Linked DNA regions of Mus musculus: region 2 is linked to region 1. Evidence: chromatin contacts called from ENCODE Hi-C or POLR2A ChIA-PET data. All regions are on one chromosome and are shown on one strand. The core of a region is the stretch at or near the end of the contact, and the rest is flanking DNA. Distances in the headings are between cores, read along the strand shown.

Region 1 (7,950 bases), core at 2,341-4,840:
TGGCCTTTCTATTGGGAGACTGTCATTGTTGGAATACCTGGCTCATGGCCTATAAGTCACCCTAATAAGTCACATATATAGTCTGTGTGAAGCAAGAAGGAAGTTAGATTCAGGGTGACTCAGTAGCTAGTGATGGTTGAAACTTACAGAGCCTGACACGAGGCAGTTTATTTTGGGCATATATAAGTACAGTAAAATCTGGGAAAAGGTTTCCTGATGTAACACAATACCATATGTACAGTGGATCATAATTACACTGAAATTCTTCTCAAAGCTCTGTCATTTCTTCCATGAAGATGGATTCTCCAGATGTGCTATGTGTGTTATTTTAAGGGCCTAGCAGATCTGTGAAGTATGGTTTTGGTCAGACAAATAGTGCAGAGGCCATCTAGACTACTAGCTTCCTCAGGCCCTGATTGTGGGAATTTGGGGGAACCGGGAATGGCCTAGCCCTACAGATAATGCAGCAGCAGTCACATAAGCTACTAGCTACCTCCACTCCCAGGCCTCTGGGTGTGGGAAGCAGTATAGATTCCTTTGAAGAGACAACCCTGAATATTTAACATTTGTGGTTGTTCTAGTGATTATCTGTAAGCACACTTTTTATGGTGTCTTGGAATCCTAACATTGAGGAAGAGGAGACAGGCAGATCCATGGAATTCACTGACTAGTCAGCCTAGCCTATATGGCAAATTCTGGGCCAGAAGTATTTTAAAATATGATCTTCATTTGAAAGCTAACCAGAATGTCTGGGAAGACATTTATTCTTTAAACTGTTTTTTTTTTTTTAAAAAGGTATAGACACTTTCAGAGAAATGATACACAAAGTAATTCTTTAGTCTCTACATATAAGCACAAACATGTGCCCTTGTACCAGTACATGCATGAACATGAAACACCCACATATATCATGGACATATAAGTAACCAGAAGCATCAAGAGTAAGTATATTGCTGTATCTATATAAGATTTTAGATATGGTCAGAAGCAGATGTAAGATTGGGAGGAAAAGGAAAGTTAGTATGAGGCTAACCATGAAAGAGGAACTAGTCATGAATTGAGAAGGAAGGCTATGGGGTAACTACGTGTCTTATCATAGATACCGACTTCTCTGAGCTTGTAACTCCATATTCCTCCACTCTAAGGTCAGAAGTGATTCAGGGGAAACCACACGTCTGATGAAAACTCAAGGAAAGGGCCCAGGTGAGAGCTCCAGAGAACACCAGAATAAGTAACTCCAGGCCCATGGTACCTCTTCTGTTTCCTTATCTGAACTGGGCACAACACCCTACCCACAGCTTGTGTGGAGACTCTTAATTAACATAGTTAATGTGTGCTACCTGTGTTCAAAATATCTAATGTGCACCTATCCCCTCCTCTCTCATGCCAAGCTCAAAGTCTGGATAAAAATGTTTGGATCAATTGGAAGAGAACTTCTAAGGACTTTAGGTTCTGGACTTGGAGTTTAAGGTTCTCTCAGAGAGAAGTTATCAACTCTGCAGAAATTGCTATAGAACTTTTCTGGGATAGACTCAACCTCACGCCCCATCTCAAATGCCCGAGAGAACAGTTACCACCCTCTTGACTTCTCATCCAACCAACTTATGCCCATTCCATTTTCTGCACAAGAAGACAATCATATGGCCCCCGTAGCTCCCAGCATAACACAGAGCATCACTGGATCTCCACCTCTGCAGGTTGGGCACAGTGTTTTCCAGTCAGTAGTCAGCTTTACAGGGTTAGCTGCATCCAGGAACAGCTGACAGCCTTTTTTAGCCGAGCAGCTGCTCTCTGATACACAATGTCCCTAACGCTCAAGGTCTGGTGAGCGGTCATTGTTTTGTATCCATATCAGCATTAACCGGTTCCTTTGATAGTCGGAGGGTATCTGGTCTGCCATTGAAAACCTTAACCATCAGAACTCTTAAGTCACATTAACACATCATCTAGATCAATGGGGGTGGGGGGGAAAGGGAACTTTTGGGGTTTAAAGAATTGATAATGTGGAGGAAATCTCTCTCTCTCTCTCTCTCTCTCTCTCTCTCTCTCTCTCTCTCTCTCTTTCTCTGACACACAGACACACACACAGTTGTATACTAAGGGATGTTTGTTGAGTGCTATTCTCTGAGCGTAACAGCAATCATGTTCCTCAGAACAGTGGTGACTACTTGTGACTCTCAAGATAGGATGTGCTGACTGTGGATCTTTCCTCCAGGAAGGAGAGTGACAGGAGGGTCATTGAACCCTTACTTGAGATTCTAGCTACTTCCTCTTGCACCTCTCAGACACCCCTAAGTAGGTGCTAGAGTATGCCGACTATAGAAGGGTATCAAAAGAACGGGGAATTCATGCTGCGGTGAAATTTTTAGGTGTGGTTGCTTTCAGATCTTCTGCGCTGCTGGGTGGGAAGTAACTTATAGCAAGCTCAAGAAACCTTTTGGTCCAAGACTGACTTCGGTGGAATCCTACTTTAGTTTGTTGTTGGTACCCTATCTGGGAGGGAGTGGTTATTTCCTTAGGAAAATAATCATGAAATAAGGACACTGTCACAGCATCATAGACAGTGGCAAGTTTTATCCTGAATTGGATTGCTGCTACACTGGCTATTGAGAAGGAAATGGGGTAGAAGACTTTAAGAAGTGCAATAAATAGTGTGATAGTCTTTTAGCTCAGCTCAGAGAATATCACCCAGAATGGGCACCCATTATTACAGAGATCAAGTCCTTTTAGTCAAAGGACCTTTGCCTCAGGGTGAAGAGAGTGGCTTAGAGCTACACTTTTAAACCTATTCAAGAACTGAACTCAAACAGGTCAGAGGTCTACACAAGGATGCAGACATAAGCCAGTTTCCCAATATTGCCGATAGCGTCAAGGATCTGTTTACTCACACGGGGCCTGTCTGCCACAATCCTTGTGTCTGTCACCCTTTCTCCTTCGTGGTTTTAAACTGCTCATTATGCATGGAACTTGATTGCCCAACCCTGCTTGGGGGATGAAAACATTAGCCAACAAAGAAAGAAAAACAGATAAGGAGGTCCACTTCTGGAACAAGTCAGACCGGGGAGAGATCAGGGCCAGGGGGAGCCAGAGGGAAGGAGTTCCTCGGGGGCCAGGACCTGGTCACAGCGCCCTCTCTCCGCCCAGCCCTGCGGCTCCAGGGCTGCGCGCCTTGGGAGGGAAGATGGTGAAAGCAGAAGCAGCGCCTACACCGGGAGAGCAGGGAGGAGGAGTTGGACTGAGGTTGGGCGGCTCCGAGGTCCAGGGCGAGCTTGGCCAGAGGGAGTAGAGAGCAGCGGGGCTGCGCAGGGACGCGTGCCGTGAGTTCCGGTGAGCGTGTGTGTCCCATGCTCCCGTCTTTCAGGCCGGCCCAGGACACGAAGCCGGAAGAGAGCTGGCTGGAGGGACGGGGGCCGTGAGCAGAGAGTGCAACCCGCGCAGCCCCGGGGACAGGCTGATTCTTGGCGCTCTCCGCCGGAGCCTGCCCAGGGCTGGGTGTGAGGCTGGCGTCACGTCAACGAGCAGAGGCGGCCAGGCGGGGCGGAGTGCGCGTGCGCGGGGCGGCGAGCACGCGCGCGCGCGCACCCCCGGGCAGCCTGGGCGGCCGCTCCTGCCTGTCACTGCTGCGGCGCTGCTGGTCGGTCGTTTCCCTTGAAGGCAGCAGCGGAGGCGGCGGCTGCTCCAGACACCTGCGGCGGCGACCCCCCGGCGGCGCGGAGATGTGGCCCTTGGCGGCGGCGCTGTTGCTGGGCTCCTGCTGCTGCGGTGAGTGGCTCGGGGATCCCGGCTCTCAGGCTGGTGCGCAGCACCCAGGCGCCCCCGCAGGAGTGTGGGCTGCACCCCCGCCGGCCAGGCGGCGCCCGGAGGAGAGCAGAGAGAAGAGGAGAGGGGTGGCGGGATGCGCGGGCCCTGCGCACCCGGAGCGCCACTGTGGGAGGGCCCGGCGGGGCATCGGCGCCCCTGCCTCCTCCCTCTGCTCTCCTTCCCTAGTCCCTTTCCCCCCCGGGGAGAGCGGGCTGAAGCTCCTCACTCTCCAGTGCGCACACGTAGGAAGAACTGGGAACAACCGCAACTGTGCAAAACCCCAACTGCAAAGAAAGCGAGGGGGCAGCTGCCGCCCCCCCCATCCCCTCCTCTTGCACCCCTCTCCTTTCTCAGAGCTTTCACGCAGCATTTGGGGTTGAAGGACTAGAGTGGGAGGCCCGGGCCTCTTGTGATGAAGTGCGCATTTTGGTGAAGTCGACCAGAAAGGCTTTTTGCCCTACCGCGTAAGCACTGGAGCAGAGAGAACACGGTGGACCCAAGTTTTATTTCCCACCCAGCTTTTATCGAAGCTTTTTTTTTCTTTCCCTCCCTCTGACCGCGTATTTTTGTGGTTGTTGTTTTGAATCCTCAAAACAAGCTTCCTGGAAACACTTCTCGTGACACCCCCGCTACCCCCCTCCCTTGCCAGCACTTTAATATATTCCTTATTGTAGATTAAAGTTTTTTTTTTCCCTCTTCCTTGGAGCAAACGTATTTTAAGATTTGCCCAGATATTGCCAGTGGTCTAAAGACAGTAATTGCCAGGGATGCACCTCCTCTTTTGTAAAGTATTTTGCTGTTTATGAACGCGTACCTCCTTTGTAAAAAGCCGAGGGAAGAATAGGAATTTTTGTGACCATATACCGCCCGGCAAGCTTCATATCTGCAGATTCCTCTGCGAACTTTTGGTAAGAATCGGAACAGACTTGCAGCAGGATAACAGCAAATGTTAAATTTGTCTTAGGATGGATGCTAAATTAATTGAACCTTAAACTGATGGTTAACCTCACAATGCCTTATAAAGGCCAGTGTTTGGGATCTATTTCCAAGATGCCCTTAATACCCTGCCCACCACTTCCCTCTCCCAATCATCCTGGGTGTTGTAGCTGATAATAATAAAGACCTGTGTTATCTAAATTGTTGGTATTGGATGTTTTCTGATTTTAGTCGTTTTTACTGTGCTTGTTACCATCGTTATCATTATAACACTGTTTTCAAATACCTGTTGTATAATCAGAGAGCTTTCATATTGAGCCAGATACAAATCTGTTATAAAATGCTACTGATTCAGACCATGGACAGTGAATCTTGTTTGTCTGAAGAGTGAAAAGTCTAAGCCATATATTATGTTTTTTTTTAAGCCTAATTCTCAAGTAGACTAAAAAGCAAAATTATTAGAATTGTAGTTTTGGTGATAGGAATTGTGGTAGGCCTTTGTTAGCGATAATTATGATCACATTCATTAATGCTCATTTTGTACAATGTTAGTACATTTGGTTCTATAAGGAGTTGCAAAATTCAGAACTTTCACTATTTTTATTGTGTTTGCTATTGACTAGGAAAGAAAAACAAACCCAAAATACAGGCATTATGGTTTGGGGTCGTTAGATGTTTGTAAATCAGCAATTGATAATGTTTGTCAAAGATAAGATGGACTTTTGTTTGTGTATCATATGTAGGTTCGAAAGAACACACATGAAAGCATGCTAACAGTCTCAGAACACAAGCAGTAGGGAACCTGGAGACTGGATTTAGCATCTAGCATGAGATGAAAGTCACGGATTTTTAAGGTTCATTTGTGCTGAAGTTCGATTCTGTTTTCAGTTTCATTTATAATGAAATGGGTAACCAGGGGCCATGTCCTTGTAATCTTCACAGTTTCACTGACCTCTGTGGTAAAGGGGGAGTGGGGTGGGGTTCCAACACCCTCTTCAGCCAATTACAGCGGAGTGCAGCCCCATGTAACCCTTTAGAAGATGTGGAATGAATGTCTGTATTCCTTCCCAGCATGTCCAGTTATACTTCCTTTAAAGGCATAGCAGTTTCCAGGGTAGTCACCAACTAGTAAATAAAACCTTAAATAAATAATATCAGTTGTATATGTGAACCATTAAAATTTTTTTTTGATGGTTGAGTTATTTTTCTTTGTTCAGAGTGACTTTTAAAAGTCAGGCATGCACGTGATTAAATTAAAAAATGTTTTTATTATCTAAATATAGCAGTAATTTAGCTGCTCGCATAAGAAGGTTTTCGTTTCTCCTGAAGAATAGATTGTTTTAAAGCACACGTTGCCAGTTTAAAGGAATGAACGCTTCTGTATGCGTCCTTGTTTGTGGGGCTGCATCAGCAGTCTGGAACTGCATGCTTTTGTACTGCATTAAATGTCTAAGGTGGCATACTTCTGCTGTCTTCTTGGTTTGGCAGATGGCTTATCTTCATCATGGAAGTGCTAATGAAAGTGTGGAAGGCCAAGTTCTAAAGGCAGAAGTGCCCACCCCCTCCATTGATATATGTTCTGAATACAAAGTCATCAGAATTCGTGGCTTTACTTTCAGCAGCCTTCTTTCTGTGCTCTCATGTATGGGAAGTTTTACCTGTCTTCCAGGCTTTTGCTGTCATAGCTTTTTATATCAAACACAAAAGTCTACATTTTTATAGCTTGTGCCTCAGTCTAATGAAACCCGTACCCGATTATAAAGTTACTTTCACTTTGCATATGAGTGCAGTAACTCTTTGGAAAGAATAGGAATAAGGTTGTCGATTCAATTTTGCTAAACTCAGTATAGTGCAAAAATAGGAACCAGAGCACTCAGCAGAAGTTCTCACTTCCCCAGACCAGTGGTTCCCAACCTTCCCAATGCTGCGGCCCTTTAATACAGTTCCTCGTGTTGTGGTGACCCCACAACCATAAAATTACTTTTGTTGCTACATACTAACTGTAATTATGCTGCTGTTATGAGTCATAATGTAAATATCTGATATGCAGAATATTTGATATGTGAGTCTGGGAACGGATCCTTCAAAAAGGACCATTCAATCCTGCTCCCCCCCCCCCAAAAGGGGTTGCCACCCACAGGTTGAGAACCATAGCTCTAGAAAAGACTACAGACGTGGAGTTTCCCTCTTGGTGGCTGGTTGCATGGAATTGAAACAGAAATGAAAGGCTCCGCCCTTGTCTGAATATTTCATTCCACACCCATGAAGCATTGCACAACAAGAGCTGGAATTTCTTCAAGCTTCCATCTTTAAGGTTTAGGTCAAGAGAGTCCAAGTGGAAGAAAGAAAAATTACTCTTCTTTTTCAGCAAGTGTGAGCTCAAGTTACAGCCTGGACTGGAGCACTCTACAATACTCTTAAAGGCATAGAGACACATTTCAAACTTGTGTGTCTCTTAGTAACTTACTGTGTGGTTTATTGAAGGAAAACATGTTTATCTTTCAGTGGCACTTGGTATACTTCAGTTCATGATAAGGTCATGCTTCAGGATATAACTGACTTTAGAACATCTCTAACCTCTGTAATTCTAGGTTGACTAGTTTTGTTCTTATAAGGACTCTTTAGAGCCAGCAAATGTAGCAGAATGGCTTTGAATCACACTGAATTAAGCTGTGGACTCCCCACTGGGCCCCTGACCTTTAGTTGACCATCTCCCAAGGGAAGCTTGGACCTTCCATCTTCAGACATAACTTACTTTTAGTCCCAAACCCAAGTTCTTTATGCCAGAAGCCATTCTAAGGGATTCTAGCTGTAGGGCACCTCTCTGCCAGCAGGTGTCTGCCTCAGTCACTCCAACAGCTCTTGAGGTTCCTCAAGCCATGCATGGAACATCACCCCAAGCTGATAATGGTGAGGAAGCGTTTGACTTCTCAGCTGCCCTCCCAACACTTCCAGGTTTATAGTCAGCACTTCTCACTCTCCTCCTTCAGCCTGCTCCAGAAGAACGCCATTCACTTGTCCAAGGGAATGACAGCCAGTCTACCCCTCATATCTATCACCCCGGAAACCTGCTCCCAGACTCAGCCTTGTCATGGAGATCTTGCCCTGGCCATTGACTCCTTCCCCAGAGCTTACCACTCTTACCAAGTTTTACCTCATAATTGAAAAGAAGCCCCAGAAGATCCAAACAATTCTTGCCCTTGTCCTCGCCTC
Region 2 (7,950 bases), core at 3,216-5,715, 97 kb after region 1:
AGCGAAGCTGATGCATGTAGGAATGAGTGAGCCCCTGTATTGTCTTTCTGCTTTTTTCAGAAAAGATCATAGCATATTAATGGGACGTACCTTTGATTCTTCTTAGGTGGCTACCAACTGAGTTTGAACACACTATCCTTCACTCCTCCACACTGGTCTATGTGGCTGGAGTGCAGTGAATTTTAACAGGACCTTTCCCTCCATCCTTCCTTCCCTCTCTCCCTTACTTCCCCCTTTGATTTATTAATTCACTTGAGAATGTTTGTGCTTTTCCACAACAGGTCAGGCTGGTACTTACTTGTGTGAATTTTCTAAGCAGGGAGGACACTGGATGATGGTAAATTAGAAGTCGCCACAGCAGTGAGAAGAGACTAGCCCTTGCCTTGTCTGTGAGGGGCAAAGGCTCCTAAAGGAAGAAATCTTCCCCTAAGAGCCAAATGACTGCTCCAGTCTGCAAGAACTGGACAGGGACAGTGATGTGTGTTTGTCAGGGGCTGTGGAAAGAGTGTGTGAAGCTCTTCTGAGTTAGTGGCAGGCAGGAGGGCCCCATAACCTTCACTATAGCTAGCTGCCTTGTGCCCTTCTGGCAAGGCGTGTCTATCGCATCTGTGCTGAGAATGGCCTGCTCATAGGTAATATCACACTGGCCACCTCCTGTCATGATCAGAGGAGACTTTGTGATGTCATCTGACCTTGATTCTAACCAGTCACCTCCCGTCTGCACAAATAGAGGTCTCAGTTCTGAGAAGCAGAGCAGCTTGACCTAAACTCAGTGCTCTGAAGGGTGGAGTTGGAAGCAAAACCTGGGACTTTCCTTTTCTAAAACACATACTCTTTGTATAATACACAAAAGGTGGCCTTTGGTTCATCATCGGGTCTGAAAATGTGACCATCAAGCAGGTGCCAGAAATTCCTCTAGGGGATAAAGATTCACCTTAGAAAAGGGTGTGATTCTTTTCCTTTGTTTCCACTCTGAGAACAGACATGGGCAAGGTCTGGAATACTGAAAACGCTTAAGACAAAAGCAAGGGAGGGGCAAGACCAACTGCTTCATAAAGTTGTTTTTACTGTTTACATTATGAATACTCTCATATTGTAAGTTCTTAGATTTCCTAAGCAAATATACTGTAAAGAAATACTTTTTTTTTTTTTAAAGTAAAGCTAAGACTCCTTGGAAGGGACAACCTTACTTTGTCAATAACACAAGAATATTTTATTAAAATATTTACTTTCCTTTTAAATTGTTTGTACATGTACATTTCTGGATGGGAGTGTGTGCATATAATACAGGTGTCTATGGAGGCCAGAAGTATTGGATATCATAGAGCTGGAGTTATAAAGGGCTGTGAGTTGCCAGAGTAGATGCTGGAAATCGAACAACGCAGCTCTTTTGGAATAGCCATCTGTGCACTACCCACTAAGCCATCTCTCTAGCCCTTTGTAGGATACTTGTGCTCTGACAAGAGAAACAAAGGAAGTGACCCAAGTCAATGAAGTTAAACATGGAGAGGCAGACACTGAAGCTCAAAATCGACAGCCTTACTTCAGGTTCTCAGAATGGACTGAGTTCACTGTAAAGAGCTACAAGTCTACATTCTTTGAGCCCGACTCACATTTTTGCTGGACACTTGTTCAGAGTTGTGGATTTTTTTTCCTACCCTCTATGACATGCCTTCATGCCCACTGAAGTGAGTTTCACCTCCTTCAAGAAACGTTTGAAATTCCCTTCAGCAGAAAGCACCCAGTCTCTCCTTCTCAGACCTCGTGGTGAGATCTCTGTAAGTAATTACTCATGTCAATCTTGTCCTTTGGGTAATTAGTCTTTCATCTCTTTCTCCTTCAACATCCCCCTCACCCAGCAAATCACAACTTCTCAAGAATTCTAGCTCAGTATGTCGTCTCTCCAGTGGGACCCAGTCTAGTACTCTGTACATAGTAGGAAATTAATAAATGATTAAATGACTAGTATGAAAATGTGTTTTTCCTGACTTAGGAAAATCTTTAGTGGAATTTCACCATAAATAGCCACCATAAGGAGTTCTCTTACTTCAAACTGAGCCTTTGAAGGACTGCTGTGGGCTTGATGAGTTTTCTTTGATAGGAAAAGAAATGTAACCCAAATACTCTCTCCTGCACTGGGAGGCATCGTTTCAAGAGACTGAGTCGTTCGCAGACAAACATTTGAAATTCTGTACTATGTGCTAAGCCAATTAGAGGCAATTGGATTTATGAATTTTTTATTTTTCTGATTGATTTTCTATTTAGTTTTACTGAATAAGTACTTAAATATCTTCCTATAACATTCACCCCCTTTTCTTGATTTCTAGTCCTAGAGAACCAACCGTTCAGCAATTTATGGGCCCTTCATGCATCTTTTCCCCCTTCCACTTCTTTTAAAGTAGTTTATTGAAATACTCTTCAGATAAAAACCTTGAAATCATTAAGCAGATCACTGTTCAGAATCACATTAATTCTTCTATTTTTCTCCTTAAAAAGAGATGACTGGTGGACAGCTTAGAATAGCAATGAGGTAGGGTATTTATCTATAATACCTCTTTCGTGATGAATAGCTAATTTATTCAAAAATCCCATTACTTGGAACATTTCAATCATCGTGAAATGAGGGCTGATCTGGTCCTCCTTCCCTGGGGACATCCAGTGCTGAGGTGTCCAGCTGGTCATGTTTCCTGAGTGTAAGCCCCACAAAGCTAAAAGTGTGAGCAATCACTTTTTAATTCCTAGACTAAAATAGCCTGCAGGAGCTCAGGCCTCAGCCATCATCATTTTTTTTCCCAGAGAGTTCAGCACCTGTAGAACTTCCTTTTCCTACTTAAATACTGATACAGCAGTTTTGGTTGGCTTCCCCCTGGCATTGGTTTATGGCTTTGTGCCACACCATCTTTGCTAGAAGCATATCAGAGATACAGATTCATACTCCACTCCAGAACTACTGGTTCTGGGTTTGCATTTTCATAATACTATGTGTATGGTCTGGCTGTGGTTTGAATATGTTCAACATGGGTTTTTGTGCTCTGATTTTAGCCCAGATGCCATCATGTTGGGAGGTAGTAGAGCCTAATGAGAGGAAACTAGGTGTCCAAGATTGATGGGTATAAAAGGAATGGAAGGAACTAACACTGTTCCATGAACACTGAGTCAGTTCTTGGAAGAGGTTGATGTAACAAAGCAATACTTGCCTCTCCTTGCCCTCTGGCTTTCTGTCTTGCCATGCCATCTCTCCCTCTCTCTATGATACAATGTAGCCAGGAGCTTTCTCACCAGAACTAGTGCAATATTATTTGAACTCCCAGCTATCCACACTGTGAGTTAGAGCAACCTCTCTTTTTTACAAATTACTAAGATTCAGGTGTTTTGTTATCAGAAAAAGGACTAAGTATAGCAGATTCATATACACATTACAGTTGTGAAACACTGCCACAGATTTTAGAGATGGAGAAACTGTCGCAGATCCCTCTGAGTTCACAAGTAGATGAGGCAAGAGAGAAAAAAGAAATCCTTCTTGGGAAACTTGGATAGAGATCAAGAGAAAAGTGATTAAGAGTGATGCTGAGAATGTTAGAAGGGAAGAAAAACTTCATATATTGCACTTTTGCCAAAAAATCGCTCTGGGCACCAGCCTTTCTACTTGGAGCCAAGAGAAACATCATCCAACTGTGTAATTTGAAATAGGAACTGCTGTGTTTTTTCCAACTCTACTGGGGTGGAGGGGTTGAGATCAGGAAGGCCAACCCAGCAAGGCAGGACCTCTATTTCCCTGTTCCTGACACATTGCAGTCCCACACACTCTGTTTTCTATTCAAGAGCTGGCTTGAGGAAGAATAAGCCATTTTCGCTGCTATTTTTCCCTTGATAAAATCAGTGAGTACTGGAATGGCAGCAATCAAGATATGGTGTGTGTGTGTGTGTGTGTGTGTGTGTGTGTGTGTGTGTGTGTGGTGTATTTCAGCTTTGATAGGTCAATGAGTTGGTTTCTGTTGTTGTTTGTTGTTGTTATTTTCTGTTTAATCCTCCTGACCTAACACTAGAGGCATCTGGACATCTGCAGAAGGGGAGTTGGTAAGTATGGTGCTTAGCAAAAGGCTACTGTTTCATTTTCAGAAGATGTGTCATCAGTAACCACAAGATCTGAAAATGAGACTAGACTCTGGCTTGACACGGCTCTTAACACTGTACAGCATGCGGTGCTCCTGATGGATTGCTCATCACAAAAGCTCCAGACAATGACATTGCAGTAGCAGGGACGAAACATACACAGGCGTGACTCTGCTGTGCCTTCTCTGACCCACACTTTGTCCTGAGATGCAATCAGTCAAGTGCGGACATGTAGTTGTACACACATCCTGAGCTCAAACTCTACTCTGGATAAATGCCAGTGCCCAGAGAATATATCTTTGTGATCCAGGAAATCCAGGGACCACAGCCGGACACTGTGCTGAGGTGGCGGAGCTTCCGCTTGGCCAAGCAACTGAAAAAGACAGGGCAGAATTAGAAGGGGAGTCAGGGCACAGCATGTCACTTGCCACTCCCATAGCTCTAGAGACAAGCTGCTATTAATCACTCTGACCACATCTATCAGGCTTCTCTCATTTGGTCACAGCTCACAGTCACAGCAGCACAGCCAGGGTCTCCTAATAAATCATATACAGCAGTTCTATGGTGAGGATGATGCAGGAATGAGTGTGTACCATCTTAGCTATGAATCCCTGCTGTTAAAAATGGAGCAAAGAAATATCTGCTGGTTGCCAACCAGGTTGCAGAGTTTTAATTATGCACATGTGGTCTTCCTAAATTCTCTTTTCCCCCATCTCTCTTCACATTTTCATCTAACACATACCATGGTCCTACATGGAAATTAATAATATTCCTCTTCTCAGACCAAAAGACTGAAACTCAGAGATGCTAGGACATGTACCAAAGACTATACAGGTAATGGTGAAGCTAGTATATTTTGGTTCAGAGAGGACAGAGGAAGATAGATGGTAGAAATTGGGTTAAGGTGGGAGCAAAGATGAAAAAAGAAAGACAAAACTATCACCACCACCAGCAGCAACAACAGCAAAAAAAAGGGGGGGGATGGGATGTATTGATTAGCTTTGGTCAACATCACATAAACTGGAGTCACCTGGGAAACAGGAATATGGATTGAAGAATGATTCCCATCAAAGATATGTCTGTGGCTGTTTCCTTAATTGCTAATTCGTGTGGAAGGACCCAGCCCACTATGGGTGGTGCCATCCCTAGGAAGACTGATCTGAACTGTATATGAAAAGTATCCGTGTAAGCCTTGGATAACAAACCAGTAAGCAGCATTCCTCCAGGGTTTCTGCATCAGTTGGAATCCCTCAATGACAGACTATAACCTGTAAGCTGAAATAAACCTTTCCTTCTGCAAATTTATTTTGGTTAGTACTTGTCACCCCAATGGAGAAGAAACCAAGAGTATGAGGAATAGTCCAAGCATAGAAAGCAAATTACCTTCACGGCTGAGATTCTTATGTTACAACTTTGCCACATTCAGGCTGGTGACTCCATTCCAATCATCTAACCATGGATTCTCAATTTGCAAAGCGAAGGTAGTGATCTCCAGCCAACTGCTTCATGCTTTTCAGTATGAAATGAAAACGGATGCATACAATCTCCGAAGCTGAAGATGCACAAAAAGGAGCTATTCCTAGGAGCAGATCTGGCCAGAGTGGCCAGTGGATGGACAAAGTCACAAAGTCCCTAGGTGTGTCCCTAAGTGGGACAGAAGGCTGAACAGTGAAAACCTATGAGTCTTGTGGAACTAACCACTGAAATATAGGTAACCAGGTATTTCTCAGCGTGGAGACATGAAGCCATCTTTGCGCTGAGATTCCAGAGAGCAGAAATCACTTCTGTCATATCCTGTGTAAAATAGCAACCAGTCATTTTCTACCCCTTCTGGGAGGATATTATCAACTTCAGTGCTGTACCTTAACTTCATATTAATGACTGTCTGGGAAGGAGTGAGGATCACAAATGTGCTGAATAGTCCCATGTTGAGCGGGAGGAAACAGGAGTTTGGCTCAGAATGATCACTGGAGAGATTAACAGTGAGGTAATTCAGAAACAAGGCAATCTGAGGAAATGCTGTTGTGAAATCAACTCCAGGAAGAAAAAAGCCAGAATGGAATGTGGTGTATTTGTGACAAAAGGAAATAGAGCCCATCCGGATGGTTCCTATAAGGGGCGGGGACTGAGCAGGAGTGTTGACAGATTGAGTGTCTGGAAATGAGGTTGGACTGAGCTTAATTTTGTGTAGCTGAGCAGGAAAACAACACTGCCTTTGTAAACACCAAACTTCCTAGTGTGTGCCTAAAAAGAGCTGATTTTCTTTCCCCAGTGATTGTCTACAAAATTGAGAAAATAAATAGATAGGCCCATATCCAAAGACCATCATCACTCTGGTGAGAAGGAAGCAGCCAGCCTTTCTTCTTAGGTTCCCTGGGATGGAAGACTAAAAGGCATCCCAGAAGGCATAACCACATGGAAAGCTCAGGAATTTGTGAGAAGGGTCTTTGCAAGGTGGTTCAAGTTAAAGATCTTGAGAAGAGATGATTCTGGATCAGGCAGGTAAGGCCAGAAACCACCAGAAGTAGCCTTAACAGACAAACAGGAAATTAGATGCATAGAAGATGACGCCAGGTGAAGGAGAAATGCCTAGAGCCACCAGAAAACAGAACATCACCCTCACGTATTGTTGATGATAGCTGGATTACAGACTCCCATTCTCTAGAATTTGAAGAGCAGATAGTTCTGTTTGCAATGCTACCAAATTGAAGGCTATTCACAACAGCAGAAACTGTAAACAGATACAGGTGATAATGATAAAGTCACTTGGTAGCAGAAGTCATGAGAAGTCTCCGATTACTCTCTTTGTATACAGAAAGTGCATTCCTAAGAACCAAGGCGGCAGGGCTTTTGACCTGCATCTACTCTCTAGAGGAAGGTACAGTTTCAGAACCAAAGAGGACTTACAGGACTTGTTCTTGACACAGGAGCCTGGTGAAAATAAGAAGCACTACTGAAGGTTTCAGAGAGGGGACAACCAGAGGTTTCAGTTGTATTCCCGCTGTTGACTTCATCAAGTTCCAGTGGATACTTCCAAATGGTTCCATCGTCACACAGATGACCTCGGTCAGGTTCAGTGGGTCACAAAACAAAGCAAAAAAGACATCAGTATGGATGTGCGACAGAGACACGTGAGGAGAGGTGGGGAAGCGCAGGAGAAAGAGGAGAAGAGAGATGTGAGAGGCAGAATGCTCTATATCCGTTGAGTCAATCGAGTTATCAAAGGACAAATTTAACAAAAGTTACAAAAAAGAAAGAAGAGGAAAAAAAAGTAAGGGAACAGGAGCCAGTGTAGAAGAGTGAACGCGGTATTCCTGAAGATGAAGAACTAAACACAAAAGTGTAGGTGGGCGTCCAGGATCATACTAAAACTCCAGTAGCCCTGGGAATTAAAAATCTGAGCACAGAAGATTAAGATGTGACAGGAGTCCACCAGGCTTGGATTTGGACAGTAGTCCCGCCGATCAGTTGCTCTGTCACTTGTCCAACCTAATGTTTAAAATGCAAATTACAAACCTCCCCTCATGGGCTGGCTGGTGTAAGGTCTAAGGAGCATCACAAAGCATGTGTGTCTTCCTGGGAGGAGCTGGGGAAATGGCTTCTGCTGCTGTTGCCCAAGGACACAAGGATCATAAGACAAGCCTGTGTGAGCTGGGGAGCCAGGCTCCTTCTAGAGGAGAACCTATCTCACCTATGCAAAGCAAAGCACTCATTCTAATTGCTGTTTGAGATTGGGTCTCTGCAGGAAATTGCCTGCTGTGTAGCGGCTACCTTTCTGTGTGTTCTGTGTGGAATCACAAGGGCTAGAAAATTCCATCTCCCAGACTCCTCTGCTAC

Evidence for each region. A loop is a pair of places that touch in the nucleus more often than their neighbours do. ChIA-PET counts read pairs that join two places held with the same protein, here RNA polymerase II (POLR2A).
Region 2: a loop to region 1 is called in a map of heart, with 2.7 times the contacts of the local background. The contact joins the enhancer-like site here to the promoter of Cd47 in region 1. A Hi-C loop is called at or near these places in 4 of 37 maps with a recorded cell type or tissue (adrenal gland and heart). POLR2A ChIA-PET finds 5 or more read pairs at or near these places in 1 of 5 experiments (Patski).

Annotation. Positions count from the first base shown.
Region 1 is chr16:49,852,071-49,860,020 of GRCm38, forward strand. It overlaps Cd47 (CD47 antigen (Rh-related antigen, integrin-associated signal transducer)), which reads left to right and starts at 3,591. Exons shown (of 9, transcript NM_001368415.1): 1 at 3,591-3,762. The coding sequence starts at 3,717. It also overlaps Gm4633.
Region 2 is chr16:49,947,857-49,955,806 of GRCm38, forward strand. It overlaps Gm5486. Among named protein-coding and RNA genes, the nearest start is that of Gm19723, 4.0 kb to the right of the region's middle. Within about 2 kb of position 4,466, at least 2 of the 3 ENCODE cell types and tissues checked have a DNase peak (open chromatin) inside an H3K27ac peak, as active enhancers do; they include heart, where a contact is called at or near this core.